Regions from separate parts of the Homo sapiens genome. Here region 2 is linked to region 1. Evidence: chromatin loops called from intact Hi-C (ENCODE). Cell type or tissue: PC-3. All regions are shown on one strand. Each heading gives the region's core, and the rest is flanking DNA. Links, peaks and the distances in the headings are about the cores only.

Region 1 (8,883 bases), core at 3,549-8,548:
AATTTTTGTATTTTTTAGTAGACACAGGGTTTCACCATGTTGCCCAGGCTGGTCTTGAACTCCTAAGCTCAAGTGATCCGCCGACCTCAGCCTCCCAAAATGCTAAGCTTACAGGCGCGTGAGCCACTGCGCCCGGCCTCCTTCCCCATGTAATGTCTGTCTCTATTACTGTTTTGTTCACTGCTCTGTCCCTGGCAACTGGCAGAGTGCTTGCAGCATGGCTGGGGCTAAATAAATGTGTATAAACTAAAATAATAAATGAAAAAAGAATAAACGTTGAAAAATAGAAAAAGCAAATCACTGCTTGTATTAGTTTCTTGTTGCTGCTCTAACAAATTTGTAAACAAAGCTACCACAAATGTAGTGGCTTAAAGCAGCACAGACTGATCTTCTTACGGTTCTGGAGGTCAGAAGTCTGAAGTCATTTTCTCTGGGCTACAGTCAGTCCCTGTGTCTTTTCCTGCTCCTGGCAGCTGCCTGCCTTCCTTGGCTCATGTCCTCTTCCTCCGTCTTCAAACCCAGCAGTGGAGCCTCTTCGGCCTCCCCATCAAGGGGCTAGAAGCTTTGATGTCTGGCTGCTTCCAGGGTTCACCCTTTTTCTATTTTAGTTTTATTCTACTAGAATATAAACTGCAGTGGGCAGGCCCTTTTCCGCTCTGCTCACTGTTGAGTCCCATGCACTCAGAACTGTGCTTGGTCCATGGTAGGCACTCAGTCAATATTTGTTCAATGCTAAATGAAGAAACTAGCTTTTGTCATGCTTCATTTACTTACCCTTATGTAGGTGAAATAACCCTAATTTCTATCTGGCGGTGCACACAATTCTAAAGCTGACACCACAGCTCTGAAAAGCACATGATCAAGGTACAGGCCAATCCCCTGGCCACAGCAAGTGGCCAGAAGTGGGCATGGGCCTAAACGAGTCTAATCAGAGTAAAGCCCAAACAAATGTTTTTTTTTTTCTTCTGGACACATCTGAGGGAATGGAAGGAGAAAGCCATGGCTACAGAGGCAGAACAGAGGCGCAGGAAGAAAGAAGCCATTGGTTTCACTACGGAAGCACTGCAAGAAGCTTCAGCTGCAGGAAGACCCATATCTGGAGTTTTCAATGATGTGAGAACAAACTATTTCCTTCATTATTCACATCAAGTTCGGGCTGCCTGGAGTGAAACACATTCTAAAGCCAGTAGGTAGCATCACAAGTGCAAAATGAAAAAGGCACCCACAGAACTGGGACAAATTTTGTTTCATTGCACTGAGACTAGAAGGGACGAGACAGCTCATGTGGTCTGTGTTCCTGCCTTCAAGGAGGAGTAGAATCAAGAAATGGAAGAAGCCTTGGGGCTTTCAGGTCACCCACGCCTGTGTCTGACCCTTGGCTGTACACCAGATCACCTGGGGAACTTTGTAAAAACAGCTTCCTCCACCCCATTCCATTGCGTTGAGCCAAAATCTCTAGGGGTGAGGCTCATTATCTGTTTCACAAACTCCAAGTGATTCTGAGGGACCATCCCTTAACAACTGTGAACTTTCCTTTGGTAGAAGGAAGCAGCATAGCAGATCCTAATGCTAATGCCGACATCAAATTCAAAGCACTGAATGTGTGTATCATGGTCTTAGAAGTATGTATAACTCATTTCTGAATCACTTTATTGAAGACCCAAATTAATTAAATACTTAGACTATGCATGAGAGTCTGAAGGCCTTTCTCCTGTGTGTAAAAGGAATCTGTTTCACTGCTAATTGCTTTTTGTTTTTTCCTTCCTGTTTCTCAGATAAAATTTGGAGAGTTGAGATGACCAGAGAAGTGACTACTAGATAAATGGACTGTTATGGACCATTTTCAACCTATTTTTCTTCCTTTCACTGTAAACAATTAACGGCAGCTTCAGATTTAGCAAATTCAAGGAATCAATGATGTTATCAAGGGCCAAGGATTTTTTATATTTTCACTTTGCCATCCTCAACCATTTACTTTGGTCCTCGGGCTTGTCCCAAAATAGTTCTCAAATGACTAACTGCAGTGAGCATTGGTCTTCACACAACAGTCACCACAGCTAGCAGGATGGAAGAAAAGACGTTCATCCTCAAATCTTGTTTAAGTTTCTTTCAGCAAGAAGAAGACTCTCCACCCTTATGTCTCCCTGGGCAGAATTAATATCTACACGCCCTTTCCTAAAGCAGACACCATCCAGGGGAGGCAGTGATCATGATGAATTTAGTCCAACCCTGACCCACCCTTGGTAGGGTGGGGGTTACTTACCAGCCACTCCTGAAGCATAGAATGCCTTGTAGGGGGTGGAAATCAGGGTTTCTGTCAGGAAGAAGGAGAGGAATGTGGAATGGCTTGGCTGGGCCAGTAATCAACAGTGTCTAACCCGGTAAGCAGGAATTGAAGAAAGACAAGGGGAAAGATTTCTCCAGCCACCTTGAATTAAGTAATGAAAACTTGAATTATGCAAAGTATTAGTAATCTCCTATATTCTAACACTTGGTTTTTTGTTTTTTGTTTTTTTTTTGGTACATGAAGTCTTGCTCTGTAGCCCAGGCTGGAGTGCAATGGTGCGATCTCAGTTCACTGCAACCTCCACCTCCCAGGTTCAAGCGATTCTCCTGCCTCAGCCTCCCGAATAGCTGGGATTAGAGGTGCCCGCCACCACGCCCGGCTAATTTTTTTTTAATTAAAACTTGGAATATTTTGAAAAACTCCTTCCTCCTAGAGAGCTACCAAATGAAAATTTTTTTCTGATTATCTTTTTGTCATTTTTGGAATTAGGAGTGCTTTAGATATCTGAATTCATTCAACAAGCATTTATTGAGTGGCTGCTATGTGCCTGGTATGGCTCTAAGTGCTAGAGATGAAAAGAGTCACCAAAGTCTTTGCTATCATGGAGCCATCATTCTAATGGGGTAGGCAGACAGCAAATAAACAAGTCCTGCATGTCACATAGTGTCAGGTGGTGTCAAGCGGTAGACAGAGAAGCTCAACATGAGAAAGGAGGGGAGAGCAGCTCCACACACTCACAAAATGGGAGTGAGAACTTCAAGCCAGTGGATGTTGCCTAATATAGGCCAATAACCTTCCCTCCATCCACACAAAAAAAAAGAGCTTTGGCTTTCTGCTTTCTCCCTTCCTTTTAAAACGCAATGATTTCCTTTTTTTTTTTTTTTTTTTAAGCATCATCCACCTCTAAAAACCATCCCAATTGCAAATGCTAATATTTCATACAGTTATCCTTAACCAGCCCATGCAGGTAGAAGGGCAGGAACATGTGCAGAATACTGGGCAAAGGGGAAGGAAGTGAAGATGACTCAAATTTCCAGACTTGCCTTGGATATTTAGAAAACAGTCGTTTTAGATACAAGTGTACACTTTCACTTTGAATACTCCCCTCTCCTCTCTGACAAAGATTCTCTGCTTGACCAAACTTTAGTCAAGCTTCTGAAACTTCCCCTTGGCCCACCTGTGCACTTCCTTATAAAATTCTGCTTTAGTAAAGAGCCCTGTTAAGTCAGTTTAGGAAGAACCCCCCACCCCCGGATATCTTGTCAGGTTCCTCATCCTCCACCCTCCCCCAGGTGTTGTCTGAGCACCCTGGCCTGTCATCAGCGAGAGTCCTGTTGGGTCAGTGTATTCAGATCCCCGCTTACCCCTGATGTTTCCTCGAGTAATTTTCCATCCATTGAGCCCCATCCTGCTCCTTGGCTATCCGCCCATGCTGCATTTGAAGTTGAGCCCAATCTCTCTCCCGTGACCCCATGCAGCAGTCCCTGTAGCTATCTCCAAGGTTCTCAGTAACGTCCGCCTTACTGTCTTCAGCAAGTTTCATTCGATGTTTTCTTCTTTAACCTCTTTACCATCTCCACACAGAAATACTCTCCTTTTAAATGGACATTCAGTAACTGAGAGTGACATGGCTGCTCTATATTTAAAATTAACCTAGGAGTATGTTGTCTCTGAAAAACTGCACACCAGATTGCCTCACAGATCACAGCTGAGACAGACGTCCTCAAGTGAGCCCTCACAGGCTGCGTGGGAAGAATGGAAGAGGGGGTAATGAAGTGGGAGAGGGGGCTGTTCTCTCTTAATACACCTTGGTGGATATTTTTCTGCCCTCCAACCCCATTTCAAGTCTGCTCTGATGGAGACAAGTGACGAGAGTGAATCCTTCATGGGCTGTTTATGATCTCACACGCACACGCACATACACACCTGGGTCAATGCATTCCCCCTCTAGGGAATGCAGTTGCATGAATGCTGCCCCACCCATCCAGGAAAGCTGCAAGTTTGAGCAGCTCTGGCTCTGGAACCAAAGGCCTTTGTTTGAGGAATTACCAGGCACTAAGCAGAGGCAATTCAAAACCGGTTCCACCAGTGTGGCAAGGGGACTGATTCAAACTCCTCACGGGTTTCTCTGAGTGTAACAGACACAAGCAGCCCAGTTTCCTTTAAGGAGTCACAGGAAAGGTCAACCTAGTCAAGTGGTAGGGGAAAGACATCACTGGAAACCATTAGTCATGTGGACGACACGGGGCCATAACATACCAAGAAAAGCCACAATTGAGGTATAAAGTTGCTAGGCATGAAAGACCAGCAGAGAAGTCTTCCCAGGAGAAGGGACATTTTAGTTTGCCAGAGGGATGGTTTAAGAAGCTAAACCTTTAAAAAATGTCTTAAATATCATAAAATTCCACTTAGGAAATCATCTTAAAACTTACTAGGGAATACTTATTAGGCCAGGAAAGAAAACTCTAAGATATTTGAATATATCTCATAGAGATTATGAATAATTTTTTAAAAGAAAATTGTGTTGACAGTTTCCACCAATATTGCAATACCCTGTTTATAACTGACTGAATTAAAACAAAATTATTTGGAAATTATAAAACCATCTAAAACAATGGCCTCTCTACCTTGAAAGAAAGGTATTGCACAAATATAGCCTAGCTTACATATAAACATTTCAAGTATTCAAATAATACTAATTTCTTTCATTTATTAATTTATTTACAGTTATTGGGTAAGCAAGACTACAGGAATAAATGATCCAAAAGAAATGCTTAATAATTAAAAATTGATTGCACTACCATTGGACCCAGCAATTCCACTCCTATATGTATAGCTAAGAGAAATAAAACATCTCTATGCAAAACTTGGACACAGATGTTCATAGCAGCACTATTTATAATAATTATTTACAATAATCAACTGAGGAGTGGATAAATAAAATATGGCACATCCATACAATGGGATAATATTTGGCAATAAAGGAAAGAAGTACTGACATGTGTAACAAAATGGATGAACCTTGAGAACGTTATAATATGTGAAAGAAGCCAGTCACAAAAGACCACATACTGTCTAATTCCATTTATACGAAAAGTCCAGAATAGGCAAATTTATAGAGACAGAAAGCAGATTTGTGTTTGCCCAGATCTAGAGGGATGGAGATGAGAAGTTACTGTTAATGGGTAGGGGGGTTCTTTGTGGGATGATGAAATGGTCTAAACTTAACATGTGATGATGATCACACAACTCTGTGAATGTACCGGAACCACTGAATTGTACCCGTAAATGGGTGATTTTTATTGTATGTGAATTATATCTCAATAAAGATGTTTAGGCCGGGCGCGGCGGCTCATGCCTGTAATCCCAGCACTTTGGGAGGCCGAGGCAGGCAGATCATGAGATCAGGAGATCGAGACCATCCTGGCTAACACGGTGAAACCCCATCTCTACTAAAAATACAAAAAAAGTAGCTGGGCGTGGTGGTGGGCGCCTGTAGTCCCAGCTACTCAGGAGGCTGAGGCAGGAGAATGGCATGAACCCCGGGGGCAGAGCTTGCAGTGAGCTGAGATCGCGCCACTGCACTCCAGCCTGGGCGACAGAGCAAGACTCCATCTCAAAAAAAAAATGTTTAAAGGAAATTTATACTAACATTCATGAAACTATGAAATACAGTCTGCTCTCTGAAGAAATGCTGCTGCTATCCAAAAACAAACAAACAAACAAAAAAAAAAAGTACTTTCACTGAACAGGTTAGTTTTATATTCTTGTCTCACAGAAAAAAGAATTCAGTTACCGGACAAAGGATGCAATTTCCAGTGACAAAAAGTCAGGCCTGAGTTAAGCTGCTTCAAAATATACCATAAGATCTCTAATGACCTCCAGTGGTCACAACTAAAATTGCCTGGTTTATGATACGTGAGCCTAGAACATGATGCACAAAGTGGTTATAAATGTGAGGTCTGGTCTGTTATTTTCTTATCTTGAAAGCTGCAAAGTTGGAGTAAAAAGAAACATAGCCAATGACTATCATAAAATGTCTTCCCCCTGATTTTTCAACATTGACTGAAGGGCCTGTTTATCTGTGCCCTGTCTTTGCAGCCTCTTTCAACAGAGCCAGGAAGATGCCTGTCTCCTTCCAGTGACTCCATGGGGAGAGTCCGTTAACAATCTGCTTTGCACCCACAGATGCAGGAGTAGCTGACAGGTGAGGAGGAGAGAAAAAATGGCTGATCAAAAGAGACTGGCAGGAAAACATGTAAGAAAGAACAGGAAGCAAGTACTCCACCTAAAATATGCCAATTTGATCATGCACCACTCTCAGATATTTTTGCTGGGTATCTAAGACATCCGAAGGTTACCCTCTCCTGCAACCTCACCACCAAGTTCTAGTGAAAGTACCTAACATCAAATGATGCCATACCTAGAGTTTTTCTAAACAAACATTAGTAAATAAGCCCAAACAACTTCACACAGTCTCCTCTGTAGGACTGATGAAGTCCCAGCTCTTTCTCCTCTGGGCAAAAGATTCATTCAAAAGGACAATGTTTCAGAAATAGTATTCTATTATTTTTACCCTCATTGTTGGCCTCGGGCTACCAGAAATCCTCCAGACTAACATAAGGCTTTTTATCTGGCATTGAGGGCTGGAAAACCATCCTGCCACGTACCTGCTACCAGCCTGGCTGGATTCTTCAACCACACCCAGGCAAGCTGGAGGGCTCTCTAGAATATTTCGGTCAGTCCACACATATCTTGAATTTCACGAAAGAGAATCCGTTTCTAACATTCATCTGGCTGGTTAACAAGCCACGGGTTGTTTTGAGAATAATGTCTGATATTTGCTATGCTAATTAGTAAAGTATCTAATAACTCAGGTATTGTGACCTTCCAATCTAGAGCTGGCTAATGACCCCTAGGGTATTCATTCCTGACCAGAACAGGAGCTGACCCTGGGCATAACTTCAACTCACAGATGTCACACCATCTGTGCTGAGTGTTTTAAAGTAAATTACAGACATAACATGAGGGAAGGGGAAGAAAGAGAAAGAGAACCCTCTTCGTAATCCTTGACTAGGGCTGTATAAGTCTTGCCCATATTCCTAAATGTTTCAACCACTGTCACTTGTCATATATTTTGTAGATCCATCCATTCATTTAATGATTATGCCTACCTATGTCCCAGACATCCATTTGCAATATATTGTCTGTCTGATGGTTCCAAGGAAAATTTAATATGCTAAGAGAATGTTAAAAATTCACTGACTGAAGCCATTGTGTTTTTGCCAACATGAAACAGTCCCACCATAGTATGAAAGCATTAAATCCTCCCCACGGCTTCACTTCAGCCTCAAGGCAAAAGCAGGCACTGGAAAAGTCTGTTTATAAACCTTAAAATATCAATTACCTTGTTTTTTTTTCTCCCTAGGAACAAAAAATCTCTTAAAGGTTATATAAACATTTATATACGGTTTTCTTTAAGAATCAATGTTAATTACATCATTAGGCTACATTTACCTTAATTGTGATTTAGTGCATCTTAAAAAAATTGCGAATAAGAATTCTTGACGTTGCTTGTTAGTCCAGAGGTCAAACCAATGACTTATAAGAGCCACTCTTTCCTGAAAGAGCTATAAGGGGGAGGGGAGGAAGTGACATTTGCTGTACAGTTCATTGTTTTTAATTGCTAAGCAATCTTTAGACAATCTACCAGCAACCTCACAGCTAATATTTGCAGAGTGCATTACAGTTCACAGAGCGCTTTCACATATAGAGAGAAAGGTCTCTCCTTTCAGGTTAAACTTTTTACCCAGGGATACTGACAGGCCCAGGCTTGTTGGGTGGGTTGATGGGAAAGACTGGCAGTGATGTAATTATAGAGGGGCCCAAGAAGGGCCTCTGGAAAACAAAGAGGTAATGATTCCTGGATCTTGTTTCTACCTAGGCTAATGTGGCCTAGGGAAACAGAGTCCACACATTTCATTTTGAAAACATATACGGGCTACACTCATTTAATTGTGAAAACAGAACCATTTGAGGTAGGTATAACTTCACTAACTCACAACCCTGGATCTTTATAGCACCCACCAAGATGAAAGTAAGTATCGCTAAATAGCCAACAGAGACATGTCTCTAGGGAAGACATACATTAAGGACCAGAGTCCCCCAAACCTGCGTTTCGGTCCAGCTTTGCTCAGATAGAGATAACAAACTCACTGTTATTATCATAGGTCAGGCTTTAGTCCCAGCCTGGTCTAGTCTCCTTCTCTGGTGAATGAGGCTGAACTCACAAGAGCACCCAGTTTGCCTTCTCTATTGCCAGAGCCACCATAGGCCATTAAATGACGACTTCCTGAATTACCTTAAAATAGGAGAGGCATCCCCAGGCCACATGGAACCATCCAGTTGGCACAGGAGGGAAGAGAGGATTACAAATACAGAGGAACACAAGCATGAATACTCCCAGCCCCCACCACCAAAATCACCTTCTCACCTCCTTCCCTATCTACAGCAACTGTGTGTCCTAGAGGTCTCTATTTTGTTCCTGGAGGTACTGAGTGGAAGGGGAGGCCATCTGGAGCCTCCCTTAAGGTAGG
Region 2 (8,883 bases), core at 2,320-7,319, 290 kb before region 1:
TGCACTAAATAGTTTGGAGACTGTTCAAAATAATCATATTTTACTCTTTACTTCATTTATCCTTCTTTAATACCTGAGGTATTTCATGAAGGCTAGTATGTCATAGATCTAAAATGATTGTTTCCTCATTTCTATGGCTCAGAAAAATCTGACAAGAACCTCCGCAGCTGCACTGGTTATAGTCTCAGACTGTCATCCCCAGCCAGGTGCAAAAACAATGGCTGCCTATTAATATCCCCGTGCCAGCTGTTATCCCTACATGTGCAACATCCGGGTGCTGATGGGGAGAACACCATTTTATCTGCAGCCTCCCCTTTTTTGGTAAGGAATAAACTTTGCTGTCAACTTTTAAATGGCTCCTAATGAGTTAAAAGAAATAAATTATGTTTTATGCAATGTATTTTTCATTCAAAGGACTAATGACAGACCCTTTTAGGACCATCCTTATGTTTGAGGCATATACAGAGCACAGGACTTCCAGCCGCAAAGGTTATGGGTGGAAATGATATATGTGATTTCACTCAGGTCTGCAATGGAAATCAATCTTCCATGAAAGTACCCTGTAATCAGGTATAATTGACATAATGAATAGGTAAAACATGAAACAGAAGAACACATTGGCAGGTAAGAGGTAAGGAGGGGCCAGGGAAACATATGTAAATGGAATCCAAAACCATAAACTAGTTAATATTTCAGTTTTTGAAAGTTACTAACAGTCAGTCTAAGGGACCCCCAATAAAATGTGATGGGCTCCAGTGTAAAAATAAGCCATACTCTTTATTCTTGATGAGCTGAATTATCTAAAGTCAGAAATGTGACACCAACCAAAGTATTCAGTGTCAGATTTATTTTATTCAAAGTCATATAATTTTATATTGGGAAGAGACCTTGCAATTCAACCTTTCATCAAGCACTGGAATTCCTTCCACAATATCCCAAGCAGATGGACATTTAGTCTTAGCTTGACTCCTGACTTAACCTGATCATTTAGACATAGCTTGAGCTCCTCCTACAACAGTGAGCTAAGCACTCTGTAAGGCAGCCTACTATATTATTGGACGTTTTTGGTTCCCAGAAACTTCCTTTTTAGGTTGAGATGAATCTTGCATTTCTATAATTTCTGTCCATTGATCATGGCTTTGCTATTTGGAAGATGCTGTATTCTAATTTTGGGGGCAGGCTTAGGTTGCCTAGGTTAGATAGGGTGATGGTTTAAGATATCCTAGGTCCAAAGAGTAGGGAATTAAGAGAGGTGAAATAAGTACATACTTTTAAATCCAACAATTCTTTTTGGGTCTAAGTAAATAGCATAGGTCATTATTATAACTTATATTTAAGGTATATTCAGAGTTAAGCGTATATATTAAGATTTAAAGACCTGTAACACTTAAGTACAATGCAATACTTTCTCATCATTTAATTTTGTATGTTCATCTAATTTCTGGAATCTCCCCAGCCTAAGCTCAAGGAGGTTAAAAGTTTTGGGAGTAGGAGACGTAGGAGACTTTTTGGGGAATAATTTTTCCCCAAAATATATTATTGGATAGAATTTACTTTCCAGTCCAAAAAACTTGATGTTGAAATTGTCACTTATAATCAGAGGTCTCAGTAGACATCTGCATTGTTCCAGCCTTGGTAGAGCTTTGGATTCTGCAAGTAACACTCAAACTCTACCACTTCCCCTGCTTCTGAGGTTAAAAGCAAGTGCCTGTCCTCATTATGATAGTTAAGATCTTATCTTCTCTTGTTTTTCTACCTCTGATAGGCTGTTCTGGTATTTATCCTGGGGGCAAAACAGAAAAGTGGTTGATTTCTTCGTGGCTCAAACAGAAAGATCATCAGGAACATGCACAACACACACACACACACACACACACACACACACACACACACAAGCATTAAGCTCCCTGGGGCCTTGAGGCCTCTACTGTCACTGCATTTCTTTGTTTTTTTTTTTTTTTGAGATGGAGTTTCACTCTTTTTTCCCAGGCTGGAGTTGCAGTGGCACGATCTCGGCTCACCACAACCTCTGCCTCCCAGGTTCAAGCAATTCTCCTGCCTCAGCCTCCCAAGTAGCTGGGATTATAGGTATGCACCACCACACCTGGCTAATTATATATTCTTAGTAGAAACGGAGTTTCACCATGTTGGTCAGGCTCGTCTCGAACTCCTGACCTCAGGTGATCCACTCACCTTGGCCTCCCAAAGTGCTGAGATTATAGGCATGAGCCACCGTGCCCAGTCTCTCACCGCATTTCTAACTCTCCTTCTTCATTGGTGATGGATAAATCACCATGTCTTCTATCTGCTTTGGGGTTTTTCTTCTTCCTCTAAACAAATTTTTGAAAGGGTTATATTGTAAACATTATAGATTCGTACTTTTATAGGTGACTAATAGGCTAAATTCCTTCTGGACAACAATGGAGCTTATATTTCTTTCAGATGCTTCAAAGAATATAGAATGTAAGCTCTAGGAAGCATGCCAGAAACACTTTTGAATCCAAACGGCCGGGTCGAGCCGGGTTATACTGAGAAATTTTGAGATATTTAAAAATCATTACAGCTGACAGAATAATAAACACCTATTCAAATGCAAAATAGTTATTTTTCTCTTTACCTTTTAAAGTCAGTGAAAGAAGGTTCTCACCATTTTACAGCTGTTAAAAAATTTAACTATATGTCACCCACTTTCATAAATATTTACCCAATTTAATCCTTAAAACAAGCCTCGAGGCATTACTCTCTGCATTTTTGAAAATAAGGAAACTGGCTTAAAGAGGAAGAGTTGAGACATGCCTGACAATCCCAGGAGTTGAAGTTGAGGGAGTCTCATGACTTCAGAGCCCAGGCATGTTCACTCTATCATGACTATTCCAGTGACCTGCAGGCTCACTTTGGTCTGCTATTACAAATAAAAGAGACCCTTGAATTTGCTTTCTAAATAATTATCTTCATGCCAGTCACCATGGCTCACGCCTGTAATTCCATCACTTTGGGAGGCCGAGGTGGGAGATTGCTTGAACGCAGGAGTTCAAGACCAGCCTGGGTAACATAGTGAGACTTTGTCTCTACAAAAAATACAAAATTGGCCGGGTATGGTGGCACACACCGGTAGTCCCAGCTACCCGAGAGGCTGAGGTGGGAAGATCTCTTGAGCCTGGAAGGTCAAGGCTGCAGTGAACTGTGATCTTACTGCACTCCAGCCTGGGCAACAGAGCAAGACCCTGTCTAAAGTAATAATCCTCATGATAATAACAATAATATTCCAAACATCTTTTGCCCAGTAAATTTTGATGTTTTGGTTCTCAATCTATGGGCTGGGTAAGACATGTCCTTTGCTGGAGATTTCCACAGGTAAATTGGAAGAAATGACATCTAAGACATGTTTCAACTCTTATGATGGTTAGTTTTATGTCAACTTTACTGGGCTAAGGAGTGCCCGGATAGATGGTAAAACACTATTTCTGGTGGGTTTATGAGGGTACCTCCTGAAGAGATTAGCATTTGAATCTGTACACCAAGCAAGGAAGATCATCCTCACCAATGTGGGCAGGTATCACCTAATCCATGGAGGGCTCAAATAGAACAAAAAGGTAGAGGAAAAGTGAATTTGTTCTTTCTGCTTGAGCTAGGACTTCTATTTCTCTCTTACCCTTGGACATCCACATTCCTGGTTCTTGGGCTTCCAGGCTTAGACCAGGACTTACACCATCCACCTGATTCTCAGGCTTTCAGACTCTGACTGAATCACAGCACTAGCTTGCCTGGTTCTCTAGCCTGTAGACAGCAGATTGTGGGGCATAAGCCAACTCCCATAATAAATCTTTATGTATATGTGTGTGTGTATGTGTGTGTGTGTATCACCTGTTGTTCTGTTTATTTGGAGAACCCAAACACAACTTTAAAACATGTGATTTTGTGAGATTACATGTAACAAAAAAGAAAAGACAAATAAAGAAACATATACTTAAGTATAGACATATTAAGGTAAGTGAGAGTCCTGCTTTGTTTAAGACAAGTCTCACCTGTGAACAAACCTTTAAGTGACCTAAAAACTTTAAAAAGCAAATTGTGGGAGGCTTGCCTTCAGAGATTATGATTCCCAATTTTGTTCTTTTATTTCATTTTGTTTGTTTGTTTTTGTTTTACAGCTACCAGGGATACCAAATTAAAAATTCTTCTTTGGCTTCTTAAAAGCAACCTTTTTAAAGCTCCCCAGGGAATTTTACTGTGCAGCCAAAATTGAGAGCCACTGATTTGGGGTGTATAGGGAGGGCCTGTGGTGGGAGGTGTTGGGGAATGGGACCTGGACAGAGGATGGCCCTCTTAAGAGTCTACGTTTCTGCTCGTGATAAAGAGATTGTGGGAATAAATACCACAACAGGCATTCATCTGCATTGTCTGCGAAGGCTAATTAAAGGAGATGAAGCTTGAGCAGAGTTTTGAAAGAGAACAGAGTATAATTTTATTACAAGGAAAAAGGAGGCAAGATTAGGTCAGAAACTTAGATGTGTAAGAGTGAATTATGTTCAGAGTTGGAACAAAGCTTTAAGCTGAGAACAGTTAAAGAATACCAAGAAACCCATGATCCAAACTTTGTTTCCTTTAGGCACTCAGTAAGTAGTAATTAAATTTCACTGTAGTTGAACTGAAATAATCTTAGTGGAAAACCGTCAAGTGGCTCAGATTAAATTTTTGTATTTACCACTGTATCCATTTAATCCTGGATCTGCTCTCTCGGATTTAGAAATTCTAAAACCCAGGAATTACTCTGTTCATTGTCTCTTCCCATTGCATGTCATCTTTGCAGCGGCACAATGAATGGAAATAGATACTATTAGCAACTTACACTTCCTATCTTGAGCAGATCAAATATCTCTCTAACCCCATTCAATGAAAGGTAATGGATCTTTAAAATGTCCCAATATCCACAAACATAGTGCATCACTGCTCTTAAGGGTCCTTATGATGATGGTCCCATGACTACAGGACAGAAAGATCACATTTTTACAAAACATTTCCACTGAATTTTATAATCTAATCATACCTTAAGAATTACATCTAGTTCCTTGAAAAAAATTATAAAACATTTCCCATCCTGTTTTAAATATTACTTTTTTTGTTCAATAGAGAGGTAAGTCAAATATGGATAGTTTATTAAATACATAAAGGACCTATTCACTAGCTAATGAATTTAGAGTGAAATTTTAATACTTACCTGAAAATCAAATATGACCTTCCTGTCATGTTTGTCCTGTGTATTAATCTGTTCTCACGCTGCTATAAAGAACTGCCTGAGACTGGGTAATTTATAAAAGAAAGAGGTTTAACTGACTCACAGTTCAGCATGACCGGGGAGGCCTCAGGAAACTTACAGTCATGGTGGAAGGGGAAGCAAACACGTCCGTCTCCACATGGTGGCACAAGAGAGAGGTGCTGAGCAAAGGGGGAAAAGCCTCTTATAAAAGCATCAGATCTCCTGAGAACTCACTCACTGTCACAAGAACTGCATGGAGGTAACTGCCCCCATGATTCAATTACCTTCCACCGGTTCCCTCTCCCAACACCTAGGGATTATGGGAACTGCAATTCCCAATTTGGGTGGGGACACAGCCAAACCATATCATCCTGTCTTCCCTTGGGGACTGTGCCATCAACACTTAAAGATCAGCAAACTGTAGCCCCAGCATCCAATCAACACAACAAGCTTTTACCAGCAGTCACTATTCATAAGTAGCAAGGCATGGCAGAACAAAAGATCCTAATTGTCTTTACGTGGACATGTCATAAGGTATGCTGGACTCATTAATATGATTTGTGAAAATACTGTAATATCTGACCTTGAAAAACACAGAAACAGTCACAGTTTGTCTTTAGTGCCACCATCTCTCAATCATAAATTCATTCATTCACAAAATCATTCATTCAACAAACACTTCCTGCGGCTGCACTATGTGCCAGACACATGTTTGTCCTGTGTATTAATCCGTTCTCACGCTGCTATAAAGAACTGCCCGAGACTGGGTAATTTATAAAGGAAAGAGGTTTAATTGACTCACAGTTCAGCAAGGCTAGGGAGGCCTCAGGAAGCTTATGATCATGGTGGAAGGGGAAGCAAACACATCCCTCTTCACATGGTGGCACAAGATGTTTTTTTCATAGAGACCGAGTCTCGCTATGTTGCCCAGGCTGGTCTTGAACTCCTGGGCTCAGGAGGCGGTTATCTCCATGCTGTTCATGTGATAGTGAGTGAGTTCTCAGGAGACTAAAAGCAAGACAGGCTATTCTCTGCTTTCATAGAGTTTAGTGAGGAAAACTAGCAATTAACAGTTAAATAAAAATTACAGTTAAAAATTGAAACATAAATGGTATAAAGGTAACAGTGGGTCATGTGAGACATGTGTAAGAAGGAACCAACCCTGCACATGGAGAGAAGAAGGCTCTAGATGAGGCTGAAGAGTAAGGTGGTCACAGCCAGGTTTTACAGACCTCTTTTCTATTCAGCTTGGATCCTATCTGCTGCCCAGCGCCAGGAGCTGAGACTAGCCAAGGACACCTTCTGCAGAGCCCAGACTGAGCTGGAGCCTTCCTGTCTCCTTGGTGAAAACTCTCCCGCGGCAGACTCAGCGTTGCATTATGTACGCATGCACGCTGCCATCAGGGGTGTCGGTGGAGCAGGGGCGGGGTGGTGGGCTTGTTTCTCCATGTGTCTCTGTGTGTTGGTGGGGGTGCATATTGCTAGCATAATTCACAGGTTTTAATTTATTTTATTTATTTATTTATTTTTTTTGAGACAGAGTTTCACTCTGTCTCCCAGGCTAGAATGCAGCGTTGCAATCATGGCTCACTGCAGCCTCGACCTGCCAGGTTCAAGTGATTCTCCTGCCTCAGCCTCCCAAGTGGCTGGGACCACAGGTGTGTGCCACCACACCCAGCTAATTAAAAAACATTTTTTTTCATAGAGACAGGATCTCGCTATGTTGCCCAGGCTTGTCTTGAACTCCTGGATTCAAGTGATCCTCCCACCTGGGCTTCCCAGAGTGCTGACTGGGATTACAGACATGAGCCACTGCACCCAGCATCAGCGTTTTTAAAAACACATGGACACAGGAAGGTGAACATCACACACCGGGGACTGTTGTGGAGTGGGGGGAGGGGGGAGGGATAGCATTAGGAGACATACCTAATGATAAATGACGAGTTAATGGGTGCAGCACACTAATATGGCACATGTATACAAATGTAACAAACCTGCACGTTGTGCCCATGTACCCTAAAATTTAAAGTATAATAATAATAATAATAAAAACAGTTGTATTACGTATTTCTATGATGCCATGTGAATATCTTGTAATTTTAATTATTTAACCAAAATTTGCTTTAAAATGAGGCCATTGAGAAAAATAAATAAATAAAATAAATAAAAATAAAAATAAAGTTAATTATTTTTTTCTCCTGTAGCTGCAAACTTAATTTTTTTAAGAAAACTAAATGGATGATTATTCTTCACATTCGTTGCTTGCCAGAAAGCCCAAACGTACTGACAGTGTGGAAGCCACTTCAGAGAGGCCTATGGACCCTCTGACCCACTAACTTTTTGAGGTAAGTAGGGGATAGGGAAGAGGAATTCTACAACAAGAGCTTTGAAGTCTGTGATTCATGTCAGCAAGTTAGGGAACATCTCAGGGGGACCTATGTGACAAGCCATCAGCTGTGGCTGCACTATTTAGCTTTGAAGTCCTTAACTTTTTAAAACCAGCACCCCTTTTGATACACATAAGAAACTCATACACTCTGTTATTGGTTGAATTGTGTCCTACCGAAAACATGTTGAAGCTCTAGCCCCCAGTATTTGTGAATGTGACCTCATTTGGAAATAGAATCTTTCAGATGATCAAGCTAAGATGACGTCATTCGGATGGGCCCTAATTCAGTATGACTGCATCCTTATGAAAAGGGGAAATCGGACACACAGGGAGAATGCCATGTAAAGTTGAAGGCAAGGTGATGCATCGACAAGTCAAGGAAAGCCAAAGGCTGCCAGCAAACCAAAGAAGCTCAGCAAGAGGCATGGAACAGATTCTCCCTCAGGCAGAACGAATGCTGCTAATACCTTGATCTTGGACTTCTAGCCTCCAGAACTGTAAGACAATACACTTCTGTTGTTTTAAGCCATCCAAAGTAGTATCGCGTTCATGCTAGTTTGTTATGCAGCCAGCGCAAACTAATACATACCCCAACCATCCTATTTGAAATTTCAAAACAAATGGAAAAGAAACTTCTTGTTTCTACCTTTTTTTTTTTTTTTTTTTTTTTTAGACAGAGTCTCGCTCATCACCCAGACTGGAGTGCAGTGGCATGATCTCGGCTCATTGCAACCCCTGCCTCTCAGGTTCAAGCGATTCTACTGCCTCAGCCTCCTTTGTAGCTGGGATTACAGGTACACGCCACCACGCCCAGCTAATTTTTGTATTTTTAGTAGACACAGGGTTTCGCCATGTTGGCCAGGCTGGTCTCGAACTCCTGACCTCAGGTGATCCACCTGCACAGCTTCCCAAAGTGCTGGGATTACAGGTGTGAGCTACCACGCCGGACCTGCTTCTACATTTAAAAATAAAAAGCTACAAAATGGAGAAACATGACTAAATTTATTAAAATATTGAAAATGCTTTTAAGAAATATATATTGCAGCCCACCCATTTCTGGAGATGCTGACATTCCCTGTGAAAGGATATCACTCCTTCACGCTGTACAGTTGAGAGTCACTGCTTTAGCTTCTCTGGTTTATACTGCAGTAGGGAGGGAAGGCTTGGGCACCAGCCAAACCTTCTTTCAGCCTCAGAGGAAACCTCCACCAAGGTATGATATGGGGGAGAGGTAGTG

The links. Peaks named below come from ENCODE experiments on the same cell type or tissue, not always from the same donor. Only the 100,000 strongest peaks of a DNase experiment are listed, where the experiment ranks them.
Region 2: a loop joins it to region 1, with 5 times the contacts of the local background. A loop is called at or near these places in 32 of 110 quality-filtered maps.

Annotation. Positions count from the first base shown.
Region 1 is chr6:138,813,525-138,822,407 of GRCh38, reverse strand. It overlaps ECT2L (epithelial cell transforming 2 like), which reads right to left. Exons shown (of 22, transcript NM_001077706.3): 4 at 7,805-7,917. Among named protein-coding and RNA genes, the nearest start is that of ECT2L, 22 kb to the right of the region's middle. In PC-3, for the core only: a CTCF peak has its summit at 6,181 (motif pointing left); DNase peaks (open chromatin) are centred at 4,407 and 6,157; H3K4me3 peaks cover 565 bases; H3K27ac peaks cover 2,545 bases.
Region 2 is chr6:139,106,276-139,115,158 of GRCh38, reverse strand. No RefSeq gene overlaps it. Among named protein-coding and RNA genes, the nearest start is that of HECA, 24 kb to the left of the region's middle. RefSeq lists a silencer at 5,293-5,587. In PC-3, for the core only: a CTCF peak has its summit at 5,413 (motif pointing right); no DNase peak of the experiment used is centred there.